2 separate regions of the Homo sapiens genome follow, and region 2 is linked to region 1. A link is a loop called in an ENCODE intact Hi-C map of the cell type or tissue named here. Cell type or tissue: Caco-2. All regions are shown on one strand.

Region 1 (8,000 bases):
TATACGATGATGCTCAACATCATTAATCATCAGGAAAATGCATATCAAAACCACAATGAGAAATAACCTAGCATCTATTAGGATGGGTATTATCAAAAAGATAAGACATAACAAGTGTTGACAAGGGTTTAGAGAAAAGGAGACCCTTGTACACTGTTAGTAGGAATATATATTGGTACAGCAGCCACTGTGGAAAATAATACCTTTAAGATGTTCCCAAAGAAATCAAAAATAGAATTATCAAATTATCCAGTAATCCCTCTTTTGAGTATATGCCCAAAGGAAATGCACTCACTACCTTGTAAAGATATCTGCACTCCCATGTTCATTGCAGTACTATTAACAATAGCCAAGATGTGGAAGCAAACAAAGTGTCCATTAATGGATAAATGGGTAAAGAAACTGTCGGGTGTATATGTATATGTAATATGTTGCCTATATTTTAATAAATTACCTCTATTTTTAATTTATTTATATATATATTACATATACATACAGAGACACAGAATAGAATATTATTCAGACTTTAAAAAGAAGGAGGGAAGGAGATTATGTCATTTGTCACAACATGGAGGAACCTAGAGGACATTATGCTACATGAAATAATCCAGTCACAGAAAGAAAACTACTGCATGATTTCACTTATATGTGGAATCAAAAGGAAAAAAAAAATGAATACATAGAAACAGATTAGGATGGTGGTGACCAGAGGTGAGGGGGTGGGAGAAAATGGGAAGATATAAGTCAAAGGGCACAAAGTTGTAGTTACACAGGAAAAGTCTAGAGATCTAACCTACAGCATGGGGACTAGAGTCAACATTATTGTATTATACACTGGAAATTTGCTAAGAGAGTAAATTTTAGATACTATTACCACAAAAAAGTAACTATGTGAGATGATATGTTAATCTGTTTGACTGTAGTCATCACTTCATCATTTATATCAAAACATCACATTGTACATCTTAAATTTATACCTTAAATATTTTTTAAAACAATCAAATTTTAAAAGGTCAAAATCATACAATGAAAACTAAAAAACAATCCTGGGAGAAATCACAAAAAAATCGAAATAAACAGTTAAATGTTCATGGATTTGAAGACTCATCATATCAATGTTCCCAAAACTGATCCACAGATTTAATGCAATCCCAACCAAAACACTGATAGGGTTTTTGTTTGCTTGTTTTTGGTAAAATTTGGCAAGATTATTCTTAAATTTATATAGAAATACAAATAACCTAAAATAGCTAAAATTGTTTTGAAAAAGAACTAAGTTGGAGGAGTTATGCTATCTGATTTAAAGACTTGCTATGAACCTATATTAATCAAGAAAGTGGGTTACTATTACAAGAATAGTCATATAGATCACTAGAACAGAAGAGTATACCTAAAAATAGATCTGCACATATATGCTTAATTGATTTTTGACAAAGGTGCCCAGGCAATTCAATAGGGGAATCAGTATTTTTTAACAAATATCCATACAGAAACCAATTAACCTTGATCTGTATTTTGTGCCATATATAAAAATTACCACAAAAGGGATCATAGGCCTAAATGTAAAAAATAAAACTATATAACTTCTATTTTTAAAAAAGTAGAAAACCGTTATGATTTTGAGATAGGCAAAGAAAGTAGGAAACAAAAAGTATGACCCATAAAATAAAATAAAGCGATAAACTGGATTTCAATAAAATTAAGATACTCTTAAAACTAAAAATCGAATTACCATTCAATCCAGCAATCCCATTACTGTGTATTGACTTAAAGAAAATAAATCATTATATCAAAGGAATACTGGCACTTGCATATTTACCGCAGCAACATTCATAATAGCAAAGATAAGGAATCAATCTAAGTGTCCATCAACAAATGAATGGATAAAGAAAATATGGTACTTCTACACAATGGAATAGTATTCAGCCATAAAAAGAATGAAATTATGTCATTTGCATCAACGTAGATGAAACTAGAGGTCATTGTCTTAAGTGAAATAAGCCAGGCACAAAAAGACAAATATCACATGTTCTCATTTATTTGGGGGTGCTAAAAAATTTGAACACATGGAGGTAGAGGGTGGAAAAATAACAGAGACGGAAGTGTGAGCAGGTGAGAAGGGAGAACATGAAGATAAGTGGGTTAAAGGGTACAAACATAAGATAGAAGGAATACATTCAATGTTCAATAGCAGAGTAGGATGACTATACTTAAAAAAAATGCATTGTACCCTAAAACCCGACTTGATCACTATGCATTATACATATGTTAAAAATTTCTCACATACTCCATAAATATGCACAACTTAGAAAAGACACAGTTAAGAAAATGAAAGGCTAAGCCACAGACTGGGATATAATGTCTGCAAATAACTTATCTGACAAAGGACTTGTTAACAAAATATATAATTCTCATAACTGAGAATGTCACCAAAATAGCACAGTATATGTAGCTTTACTCTCCTCCACAGAAAACCAAAAAGAACTAGCCACTGCCCAGATTATCAAAAGGAATATTCCAGAACTCAATGACTGAAGTTGTGACAATCCCAGAGGCCACAGAGAACTGAAAAACTGCAAGCAAAAGGTAAAATAGCTCCTTCCCCAAGCTGCCAGGCACTGTGTAGAAAGGCACCCTCAAAATCAAGGTTCCTATAATACTGGAAAAAATAAAAGTGGACAGCTAGCTTCCCCACCATCTTAGATTCCTTTCCAGAAAAATTATTCCTGCCTCAACCTGTAAGAAGCCTCTTGAATGCCTGCAGAGTAAAAAATCCCAAAGGCAGCTAGAGTTAGAGGGTGGGGGTGGGGTTAGCAACACCCAGTGCATGAAACTCCAGCTTCCCTTCATCTGACCTCAAAAAAGACACCAAATCAGAAAGGCTGTTTAACAGCATCACGTTGCAGGAAGCACACTTCATCAGTCCTCTGGGAACAAACCTCCATCCAGCTTTCCCACAGAGCTGGGGTATCTTTGGGATTCCTCCCCATCCAGGATGAGTAGCACTCTGAAATTGAGAAAGACTATGTCAAATCTGGGTTCAGGGTGCCATCTAGTGTTGAAAAGGAGGCAGTGATCTCAGGCTAAGGGAACTAAATAGTCACTCTGCACAAAACCTCTAGACAGACATACTTCTGAAAGACCAAACCAAGCCAGACAGTGAAGACTGGAATAAAGAACTAATCCTTCAATGCAAATGCACAGACATATATCCATAGAAAGAGCAAACAGGAAACCATGACATTCCCAAATAGACAAAATAAGGAGCCAGTGACTGACCCTAATGAGATGATGTTGTGTGAGCTCTCAGATCAAGAATGCAGAATAGCAATTTTCAGGAAACTCAGAAAATGCCAATGTAACACAGAAAAGCAATTCAGAAATGTATTACAGAAATTTAACAATGAAATTGAAATTTTAAAAAATTAAACAGAAATCCTAGAGCTAAGAAATACAATAGTCAAACTGAAAAATACATGGGATGGTCTCAACAACAGAATTGATCAAGCAGAAGAAAGAACCGGTGAGCCCTAAGACTATTTGAAAATACACAATAAGAAGAGAAAAAATAATGAGAAAAATGAAGAACGCCAACAAGATCTAGGGGATAGCCTCAAAAGAGCAAGTCAAAGGGTCATTGGCTTTAAAGAGGATGTTGAGAAAGAACAAAAGGTAGAAAGCTTATTCAAAGTAATAATAACAGAGACTTTTCCAAACCTAGAGAAAGATATAAATATCCAGGTACAGGGTTAAAGACAACCAAACATGTTCAATCTAAATAAGATTACCCTAAGGCATATAATAATCAAACTCTCAAAGGTTAACAGACAAAGAGGGAAATCTTAAAAGCAGCAAGAGAAAAGAAGCAAATAACATATAAAGGAGTTTCAATTCCTGTGGTAACAGAGTTTTCAGTGTAAGTCCTACAGGGCAGGAGGGAGGGGGGCAACATATTCAAAGTACTGAATGAAAAAAACAAAACAACAACAACAAAAAAACCTCCCATACTGTGCCCAGCAGAGCCATCCTTCAAACATGAAGGAGAGATACAGACTTTCCCAGACAGAAGCTGAGGGAATTCATCAACAGAAGATTTGTCTTACATGAACTGCTGAAGCCAGTTGTTCAATCTTAAAAGAACACTAATATGTATCAAGAAAACACCTGAAGTTATAAAATAAACTGGTAAACGTATATAGACAAATTCAGAATAAACTATGCAGACAAATACTGAATTGTGGTGTGTAAACCGTTCACAACTTTAGTATGAAGACTGAAAAAAATCTATCAAAAATAATGACAATTTATTAAGGTCAGCCTGGCCAACATGGTGAAACTCCATCTGTACTAAAAAATACAAAAATTAGCTGAGTGTGATGGCACGTGCCTATAATCCCACCTACTCAGGAAGCTGAGATAGGAGAATCGCTTGAACTCGGGAGGCAGAGGTTGCAGTGAGCCGAGATCGTGCCACTGCACTCCAGCCTGGGAGACAGAGCAAGACTCCATCTCAAAAACAAAACAAAACAAAAAGGCAATTTATTAAGGGATAGGCAATATAAAAAGATGTAAACTGAGAAAACAAAAAGTTAAAATGGGGAAGTAATGGACTTAAATTTTAGAGATTTTAGTTTTTAATTTTTCTTTTGATCAAAGTTAAGTTGTCATCAGTTTATAATAAGATGTTCTAAGCCCCACAGTAACATCAAAGCAAAAACCTGTAAAAGATACACTAACAAAAGCAAATAATTAATACATGCCACCAGAGAAAAATCACTAAACAACAAAGGAAGATAGTAGTAAAATAATGGAAGACAGGAGTTACAAAACAATCAGAAAATAATAACAAAATGGCAGTAGTAAGTCCTTACCTTTCAAAAATAACATTGAATGTAAATGGGACTAAATTCTCCAATTAAAAGAGAGTGGCTGAATGGATTAAAAAAAACAGCATCCAACTATATGCTGCCTTCAAGAAGTTCACTTCTTTAAGTGAATTTCTAGTGAATAAGACACATAGAGACTAAAAGTGAAGGGATGGAAAAAGATACTGCGTACAAATAGAAACCACAAAAGAGCAGCAGTGGCTACACATATATCATACGAAACAGACTTCAGGTCAAAAACTGTAAGAAAAGACAAAGAATGTCATTATATAATAATAAATGGGTCAATTCAGCTACAGGATATAACAATTATAAATTCGCATGCACCCAACACTGGAGCACCCAAATATACACAACAAATATTAGTAGATTTAAACAGAGAGACAGACTACAACACCATAATAATAGGGAACTTCAACACTCACTTTCAGCAATGAACAGATTATCCAGACAAGATATCAACAAAGAAATACTGGATTTCAGTTGTACTATAGACCAAATGTACGTAACTGAAAATAACAGAACATATCATCCAACTGCTGGAGACTACACATTTTCCTCATCAGCATATAGAACATTCTTGAAAACAGGCCATATGTTAGGCCATAAACAAATCTCAACAAATTTTAAAAAGTCAAATTAATATCAAGTGTCTTTTCTGACCACAATGAAACAACACTAGAAATCAGTAAGAAGAGCACTTAAGAAACTGTACAAATACACCGAAATTAAATACATTGCTCCTGAATGATCAGTGGGTAAATAACAAAATTCTTTTAAAAAATAGAAATTTCTCAAAACAAATGAAAATGAAAACACAAGATACTAAAGCCTATGAAATAAAGCAAAAGCAGTACAAAGAGGAAAATTTATGGCAATAAAAGCTTTCATCAAAAAAGAAAAAGAAAGTCTTCAAATAAATAATCTACCAAGTCACTTCAAAGAATTAGGAAGGCAAGAACAAACCAAACCCAAAGCTAGTAGAAGGAAATAAATAACAAACACCAGAGCAGAAATAAATGAAATTAAGGCTGAAAAATACAAAAGATCAATGAAATGAAAAGTTGTTTTTTTTGAAAAGATACTCAAAATCAACAAATCTTTAGCTAGACTAAGAAAAAAAGAATACTCAAATAAATGAAATCAGAGGTGAAAAGGGAGAATATAACTGATACCACAAAAATACAAAGGATCATTACAGAGAATATGAACAACTACAGGCAAACAAATTGGAAAACCTAGAAGAAATGGATAAATTCCTGGATACATATGACGTACCAAGATTGAACCATGAATAAATAGAAAACCTGAACAAACCAATAACAAGTAACAAGATCAAAACAGTAATAAAAAGTGTCTCATCAAAGAAAAGCCAAGGACCTTACGGTTTCACTGCTGAATTCCACCAAACATTTAAAAAAGAACTGATAATAATTCTATGCAAATTATTTCAAAAAAGTAAAGAGGAGGAATACTTCAAACTCATTCTATGAGGCCAGCATTACCCTGGTACCCAAACCAGACAAAAACACATCAAAAAAAGAAAACTACAGGCCAATATTACTGGCAAACATAGATGCAAAAATTCCAAACAAAATACTAGCAAACTGAATTAAACAACACATTAAAAAGATCACTCACGATGATCAAGTGGGTCTCATCCCAGGGACAAAAGTTTGGTTCAACATATGCAAATAAATAAACGTGATACATTACATTAACAGAACCAAGGACAAAACCTGTATGATCACTTCAATAGATGCTGAAAAAGCATTTCATAAAATTCAAGATCCCTCCATGAGAAAAAGACAACAAACTGGGTACAGAAGGAACATGCATCAAAATAATAAAAGCCATATATCACAAACCCACAGCTATCATCATACTGAACAGGAAAAAAATCAAAAGCCTTTCCTCCAAGATCTAGACCAAGACAAGAATGCCCACTTTTACCACTTATGTTCAGTGTAGTACTGCATGTTCTAGCCAGAGCAATTTAGGCAAGAGAATGAAATAAAGGGTATCCATATTGAAAAGGAAGAAATCAAATTATCCTTGTTAGCAGATGATATAATCTTATATTTAGAAAAACCTAAAGACTACCTACACACACGAAATGCTGGAAATGATCAACAAATTCAGTAAAGTTGCAGGATACAAAATCAACATACAAAAAGCAGGTGCACTTCTGTTTGCCAATAGTGAACAATCTGAAAAAGAAACCAAAAAAGCAATCCCATTTAAAACAGGATTTAAAAAAAAATAGGAATAAATTTAACCACAGAAGTGAAAGATCTCTAAAATAAAAATAAAAAGCACTGCTGAAAAAAATTGACAACTACACACAAAAAGGGAAAGATATCCCATATTGATGGATGGGAAGAATTAATATTGTTAAAATGTACTGCCTAAAGCAACCTATAGATTAAATGCAATTAATTAATATTAAATTAATATTGTTAAATTAATATTGCTAAAATATACTACCAAAAGCAATCTACAGATTAAATGCAATCTCTATCAAAATACCAATGACATTCACCACAGAAATGGGAAAAAAATCCTAAGGTTCATATGGACCCACAAAAGACCCAGAATAGCCAAAGCAATCCCGAGCAAAAAGAACAAAGCTGGAGGCATCACACTACCTAACTTCAAAATACACTGTAAAGCTATAGTAACCAAAAAAGCATGGTACTGAAGTAAAAACAGACACATAGACCAATTGAACAGAATAGAGAATCCCAAAATATACCCATGCATTTACAGCCAATTCATTTTCAGTAAAGACACCAAGAACACATATTGGAGAAAGGACAGCCTCTTCAACTTATGTTCTTGGACAAACTGGATGTCCATATGCAAAAGAATAAAACTAGACCCCTATCTCTCACCATATGAAAAAATAAAATCAAAATAGATGAACGACTTAAACGTAAGACTTGAAACTATAAAACTACTAGAATAAAACACTGGAAAAATGCCTCAGGTCATTGATATGCACAAAGACTCTATTGAGTAATACCTCTAAAGCACAGATAACAAAAGCAGAAATACCCAAATGGGATTATATCAAGCTAAAAAGCTTCTGCACAGCAAGGGAAACAATCAACA
Region 2 (8,000 bases), 410 kb before region 1:
CTCCAGAGGTCTATGACCTCTGAGAGGGCTCAAAACATCAGGTGTTCTGAAATATTTTCAAATAAATATTTGAAGAGATTTATTCTAAGCCAAATATGAGTGACCCTGGCCTGTGACACAGCCCTCAGGAGGTCCTAAGAACAGGAGCCCTAGGTGGGAGGGGTACAGTTTGGTTTTATATATTTTAGGGAGGCCTGAGACATCAATCAAATACATTTAAGAAATACATTGGTTTTGTTCAGAAAGGCGGGACAACTCACACATGTCCCGAAAGCAGAGTACCCAATACATAAAACTATAATTGAAGGAATTGAAGGAAGAAGTAGAGAATTCAACAATAATAGGGACTAAAGCAATCTAGTAATTGAACGATACAGAAATTCAGCCAAGACAGAGAAACTTTAAACAACATTTCTAACTAACTTTACCTAACAGACATCTATAAAACATTCCACACAACAACAGCAAAATATACATTTGTTTCTTTGCAACAGGGAATATTCTGCAAGACAAACCATATTCTAGTCCATGGAACAAGTATTATAAATTTTAAAGGTTTGAAATCATAAAAGATATGTTCTTCCACCACAGTAAAGTTAGAAAACAAAAATATATCTTTAATCATAAAATAATTAAAAATTAAAAAATACATTTATAAATTATTGGTGAAAGAAAAAATATGCACAATATTATAAAAGTATTTTTATCTGAACAAATATAAATACACAATATATTGTGGAGTCCTAATTTGGAAAAAGGAGTCAGGCTGGCAGGACCAGCGGAAAGCAAAGATATGAGGCAAATAAACTATGCCTTTTGCCTTTCTTCATGGTTCAGGACATATAAACAAAAAGAGGAAGCTGATAAATTATAGTTTTATGGCCCAGGACATATAGCCCTCCTGAACCAATAAGATACATAACTCACAAACTTCCTGCTTACCATCAAATTCCTCAATTTATCAAATATCCCAGCTGACAGAAGAATGCAAGTTCCCAAGTTCCATTCTATAGAATCCTGAGCAAGCCTTTTTGCTCCTGGCTGTCAGCTTCTCTTCTACTGATACTGTCTGTTGCCTTTTCACAATGTATTTTCATACTTTCTCTAATAAATCTGCCTTTTTTCTACCTACAACTGTCTTGGTAAATTCTTTCAGTCCTGCACCACCAGCCCAGATAGTCATTGCTCACCGGCAACATTCTGGTGGCCCATAAGGGGACTCTCTCTTCATGGGGAACTCTCTCCCCTCTCTTTTTTCGAACTTTGGACAGTGTCTAAGCACAGAGGCAATTGCACTGTAGCTGGAGCTACTCTCTAGTAGGACTGGAAGGTGTCTTTGCGAAAGCGTCTGACCACCATCGCCCGTTAGGGTGAGGGACCTGAGTCTACTTATTCTTTTCAGTCTTTTGTCTGCCAGCTTCTATTAGCTCTCTGGCAATTAAAAGTAACAGGCAGGGCCAGTCTATGGTGCCGCCTGAAGGCCAAAGAGTGAACAGGACTGGCTGCCCTGCCCAGAAAAAAGAAAGGCTCTTTCTTATTTTTTCTGATCAAAAGCCCCTGATGCCAAAATGTGAAGCAATTGACAGCAGAAGCTTGTTCAGGGTGAATTCGCACATGTTTTAGGTGACTCAGACCCTCTGTCACTCTAAATTCTCCTGTGGAGACAGCCAATCATCCTTTTCTGGATGTGCTAAATCAGGTGATCTCAGACAGCCTCAGAACAGTGAGTCTTCCCTTAACTACCCACTCTCCTGGGTCAACACCAGACAGAGATCTTCCTTTACCCTTTTTCTTCAAACCTGAGCTGATCACCCAGCATAAATGAGTACCTCAACTGGCCATCCAGCATGAGGCCTCCGATCAGCCAAGAGGACTTTTCTAATGACTGAGACACTCCTTTAGAAAGTGCACCCAGAGTCCCTCAGTGGACATAAATGGAACCTTCTTTTCATTTCGGCGAGATGTCTTGACAGAAAGTGTCGTTCATGCCCCAAGTGGAACTGCCCCAAAGTGGCATGTTTTTTCATTCCACAAACCCCATCTATTCCTGTAGACTCACCTCTAGACTGTATTTTGAAGAATCGGGACAAATTTGACCCTCAACCCCTCAAAAAGAAACACCTAATCTTTCTTTGCAACATAGCATGGCCTCCTTACCACCTCCCACAGAAATTGAAGTGGACCCAGAATGGGAGCCTAGACTCCAGTATTCTTTTAAATCTTGATCTCTTTTGCCATAACTCTTCCAAATGGTCTGAGGTGCCCTATGTTCAAGTTTATGTTTCTATAAAAAAAAAAAACCTAGACTTTAGAGACAATTGTAGAATGAGACTGGCAAAATTCTTAAGTCCCTTAGATTCCTCAGACATTTTGGATGACCCTTCTTTTACACTCTCATGTTCCAGACCTCTCCCACTTTGGTCTCTCCATTCATTTTCCCTGACTACACATCTTTCCCTTCAATACCTCCTTCCTCAGCTACACCTTCTGTCTCTCCCTCTTTACCTCCTCCATACCCAGAACCACTTCTCCTCCACATACCAGATCAGGAGTCACCTCTGATTCTCTCCCATCATCAGATAAAGGTTTGCAGCTCTGAGAAGTGGCCAAATGGGGGTGTAGGAATCATCAGGGCCCATGTCTCATTCCCTATGTCTGATTTGTCTGAAATAGAGGCAAATCTTGGCTCTTTTAGTTAGTACCCCTCCCATTTTATGAAGAAATTCAAGGGGCTTGCAGTTTCCTTTGATCTCAATTGGCAAAACATTTAGGTTATTTTTACCACCTGTTGCACTCATAAGGAAAAGACCCACATTTGGTCTCTAGCCCACTGATGGGCAGAAGAATTCCATGCCTGGAACATTTGGAACCCTGAACCAGGAAGAACAGTTGTTTATGATAGTGATCCTAGATGGGGCTGTCAAGAAGGAGACCCTGATAGAGTCCACCACAATTATATGATCACTTGCCTGATTGAGGGGATGAAAAAGGCTGTCATTAAACCTGCAAATTATGCTACATTAAGAGAAGTTACACAGGGGCCAAATGAAAACCCAGCCCTATTCCACTCTAGGGTAGCTGAAGCTATGAGAAAATGCACTAATATGGATCTCTAGAGCCAAGAGGGCCTCACTATTGTGGCTGTGTATTTTATTAGGCCTCTCCAGACGTTAGGCATAAGCTTGAAAAACTAGTTCAAAGGCCACAGACCCCTTTCCTTACTTTGCTATAAATGGCCTTTACATTCTTTAATAACTGGGAGGAAGCCTCAAGAACTGACAGGATAGGAAGGAAAGAGAAAGAGACAGGCAGCAAGCTCATTATATGGCTGCTGCCTTTGCTACCTGCCTGCCCAAACCAGGGACCACAGACCAAGCATCAGGATGTCACCCACTGACCAATAAAAGGCCCATTCTCTGTTATAGCTATAACCAGCCTTGGCATATTAACAGAAACTGCCAAAACCCTCCACGAGTGTCACCTGATTTTCTACTGCCACCACCTGGCCTTTGCCAATACTGCAAGCAACTGGGACACTGGAAACTGGAATGCTCCTCGCTCCCTCATGATAGGTAGTCATCCTCAAACAAGTCCCAATTATGGGCCAACTTGGGAGGAAAGCAAAGGCAAATGCCCTTAACTTTGTTCCTCAATTATGAAAAAGCTGAGGAGACCTTAAAAGAGAAGAAAAAGCCCCAAGAGGGGCCATTTCCTCACTGTCCCAGAGGCCATCCAGGCTCCTGTATTTTCCATCACTACTGCTGAATCTCAGGTAATCTTGTGTGTAGCAGAATATAAAATTGAGTTTTTTTATTGACACAGGATCTAGTTACACTGCCCTAATTAAATTCTCTGGACCTAACTTTTGGTCCTCAATCCTCACAAGCAAGGAGGGCCAACTGAAACAGAGCTATTTTACCCCATCTTTGGTATGCATTGGTATGCAACTAGGGAAAAAAATATTTTCACTCACTTATTTCTGGTCTTGCCCACTTGTTCCATCCCTTTGCTTGGGAGGCATATAATGGCAAAACTTCAAACTAGCTTTCAGTTTTCCAACCAGGCCTGTTCAATACTGGCATTATTACCTTTTAATACTGACTCCAATACATACAGCCTTTCATTGTACAACAAGTTCCCCCTGAAGTATGAAACTCATCCACTCCAGGATGTTCTTTGCGTGCAGACCCCAAAAAGGTCATCCTTAAGGTCTTCACCTCTTTCCCTAGGAAATCTCCATAGCCTCTAAATCTTGAAACCCAATTAGGCTTACAGCCCTTAATTTCACTCTTGTAATTCACCATGTAACACACCCACCTTAGCTGTCAAAAGCCAGAAGGCACCTATAGAATGATACAAGACCCAAGAGCCATCAATGATCCAGTAGTTCCTACACACCCCATTGTTTCGAACCCTTACATCCTGTTAGGACAAATTCCTTCTGGCAGTTTTGGTTCACAGTATTAGACTTAAAGGATGCTTTCTTTTGCATTCCAGTACATTCAGATTCACAATTTTTATTTGCCTTTGAATGGCGAGATCCTTCCACTCATACCTCCCAACAATTAACCTGGACAGGCCTCCCCTGAGGATTTAGAGATAGCTCACAACCATTTGGACAGGCTCTTGCCAAAGATCTGTTCACCATTCAGCTATCCCTTAATAGCACCCTGCTCCAATATGTTGACCACCTGCTTATCTGCAGTCCAACTGAAGGTATTAAATACTATTAATCTTAGAATATCTAAATGCTATTAAAACTCTTTAGAGGTTATCTTCCTGTGGTTATGAGGTTTCTCCTTCTAAAACTCAAATTTCCTCTCTGGAAGTGCAATTTCTGAGACTCACACTAACCCCAGGGTTTAAAAGTCTCTCTGATCACTGTGAAAGCCTCATCTTAAACATGGGCACACTAGCAACTAAACAACAGTTGCACTCCTTCTTGGGAATGCCAAGTTTCTGTCATATTTGGACTCCCCAATTTGGACTCATAGCAAAACCCTCTTTATGAGACACTATGGGGACCAGAGGAAGACCCCTTTACTGGAACTCTGAAATGAACAAAACCCTAAAACCCATTAAACAAGTTTTACAACTGCCCCACCTTTGACCTTACCATACCTTAGAAAAACTTTCTATTTATTTGTACCTGAAAGAAGGGGTATCGCCCTTGGAGACTTAATCCAGCCATTGGGGCCCTCCAAATGACCAGTAGCTTACTTATCAAAGAACCTCAATTTGGTGACACAGGGCTGGCCTCCATTCCCCCGGCACTAGCCTCTGTGGCCCGATTGATTGAGGAGGCCTCCAAGCTGAGGCCAAGGAATAACAGTGTATACCCCACACCAAATGGTGGATACTTTAAACTCAAAGGGCTCTCACTGAGTCTCAAATCAAATAAGAAGATATCAAACCCTCTTTCTACAAACACCACAATTAAACATTAAGCAGTGTGAAGTTCTTAATCATGCCATCCTGTTACCAGATCCAAATGTGGAAGGATCACTTAAACACTCTTGCTTAGAAACTCTTGATTTAAGGCTGGTCGCAGTGGCTCACACCTGTAATCCCAGCACTTAGGAAGGCCTAGGCAGGTGGATTACCTGAGGTCAAGAGTTGGAGGCCAGCGTGGCCAACATGGTGAAACCCCATCTCTACTAAAAATATAAAAATTAGCTTGGCATGGTGACACATCTGTAGTCCCAGCTACTTGGGAGGCTGAGGCATTAGAATAGCTTGAATCCAGGAAGCAGAGGTTGCGGTGAGCTGAAATTGCACCACTGCACTCCAGCTTGGGCGACAGAGCAAGACCCTGTCTCAGAAAAAAAAAAAAAAAAAAGAAAGAAAGAAAGAAAATATTGAATTAATTTGTAGCTCCTGATTTGACCTCCAAGATATTCCCCTTACCAATTGGGAGGCCACTTGGTTCATAGACAGCAATAGTTTCATGTTAGAAGGTACCCAGTTACCACGGTATGCTATTGTTAGCCTTACTGAAGTTACAGAATTTGGGCCCCTACCCTGTGACACCACCTCAGCCCAGAAGGCAGAACTTATTGCCCTTACCTGAGCCTTGCAATTAGGAGCATGCATGAAACTTAATACTTACACAGACTGACCTACGTCTTTCATGTAGTACATACCCATGCAGCCATTTGGCAAGAAAAGGGACTCTTAACAGCCCAAAATATTCCAGTTAGACATGCTCCTGAAATCATGGCCCCGTTAGAGGTAATTTTGCTTCCTGCACAGGTAGCTATCATTCACTGCAAAGCCCATCAGAGAAGCAATGATAAAATCTCTATTGTGAACAATCAGGCTGATAAACAAGCAAGAGTGACTACTAAGCTACCTCTTTAGGCAGTTTTAGTTGCTAACCTAACTCAACTGTCTCCACTGTATATGCAGGAATAAACCCAAAGGGCTCTAGAGAAAGGCTTCTCCCATACTTCGGAGGGCTGGCTAAAAAGCCCTAATGGCAAACTTTTGCTCCAAGGAGCCTCACAATGAAAATTTTTAAACAGTTTACACCAATCAACTCATTTAGGGGCTAAAGCCCTCCAAGACTTAATATGGTCACTGTTTATCGGTAAAGGAATAGCATAAACTTTAAGATCCATCTCACAGCCTTGCCCCACCTGCTGCCAAACCAGTCCTGAAGGGGCCCACAAACTTCCCCCTCTCCTCCAACTCATTCAAAGATTAGGGATCCTACCAGGAGAAGTCTGGCAGCTAGATTTTACACACATGCCTCCATGCAAGGGACTTAAATATTTGATAATCTTTGTAGATACCTTCGCCAGGTGGATAGAAGCCTTTCGCATCAAAACTGAACAGGCATGGCATCAGAAGTCACCACGGCCCTTTTGAACCACATTCTTCCCCATTGTTGGCTCCCTCACTCACTGCAGTCAGACAATAGCGCTGCTTTCATTTCTCAAATAACCCAAGAAGTTGCTAAGACCCTTCAAATCAAATACTAGTTTCAAGCAGCCTGACATCCACAATCCTCTGGAAAGGTAAAAGAGCCAATCAAAGCATAAAAAGGCATCTTACAAAACTGATAAACCCAACAGTCATGGCCAGCTCTGCTCCCTATTGCCCTCTTAAGGTCCCTTATACCCCCAAAATCAGAAACCCATCTCAGCCCATTTGAAGTTCTTTATGGAAGACCCTTCTTACAAACAGACCTCTTGTTAGAGCCAGAAAATCATTATCCCACACAATATGTTATAATTCTTGGACAGACCATTAAAGCCATTGGCCATTACCAAAATCTCCACAGCCCCAAACCCGATCCCTCCTTTTCAGGAAAGATACACTCTAAATTCACACCTGGAGACTGGGTATGTCTTTAAACTCTCCTGCAGGTCAAAAGGCTGTTAGAACCTGTCTGAACTGGGTGATATCAAGTTATTCTTACTATCCCAACATCTGTAAAGCTCCAAGGTCCCCATGGATCCACCACTCCAGGGGTCAAAGCTGCTCAGGCACCAAATGAAGAGCCCTCCACTACACACAGCTGTGAGCCAATCAGAGCCCTCCATCTGTTTAGACAAAACTCAGAGGCTAAGTTGGACTCAGGTTATATTAACCCTAATTCTCAACTCCACCTTAAAGGAGTTTCTTTCTTTCTCTTTTTTACTTGAGACGGAGAGTCTTGCTCTTGTCGCCCAGGCTGGAGTGCAATGGCACGATCTCAGTTCACTGCAACCTCTGCCTCCCTGGTTCAAGTGATTCTCCTGCCTCAGCCTCCTGAGTAGCTGGGATTACAGGTGCACGCCACCATGCCCAGCTAATGTTTGTATTTTTAGTAGAGACGAGGTTTCACCATGTTGGCCAGGCTGGTCTTGAACTCCTGACCTCAGATGACCCGCCCGCCTCAGCCTCCCAAAGTGCTAGGATTACAGGCATGAACCACCGTGGAAGACCAGGAGTTTCTTTTCCTTACTCCCTTTATTTTCCTTAAAATCAATGAACCTAATTTTTCCTGGCTTCTT

Evidence for each region. Hi-C counts contacts between places; a loop is a spot of excess contacts. Peaks named below come from ENCODE experiments on the same cell type or tissue, not always from the same donor. Only the 100,000 strongest peaks of a DNase experiment are listed, where the experiment ranks them.
Region 2: a loop joins it to region 1, with 24 times the contacts of the local background. A loop is called at or near these places in 3 of 110 quality-filtered maps.

What each region holds. Positions count from the first base shown.
Region 1 is chrX:63,684,258-63,692,257 of GRCh38, forward strand. The region is part of intron 4 of ARHGEF9 (Cdc42 guanine nucleotide exchange factor 9); the gene reads right to left. Among named protein-coding and RNA genes, the nearest start is that of ARHGEF9-IT1, 17 kb to the left of the region's middle. In Caco-2, a CTCF peak has its summit at 3,024 (motif pointing left); no DNase peak of the experiment used is centred here.
Region 2 is chrX:63,271,835-63,279,834 of GRCh38, forward strand. LOC105377212 (a long non-coding RNA gene) reads right to left here and starts at 5,812. Exons shown (of 5, transcript XR_001755867.2): 1 at 5,604-5,812. In Caco-2, a CTCF peak has its summit at 3,501 (motif pointing left); no DNase peak of the experiment used is centred here.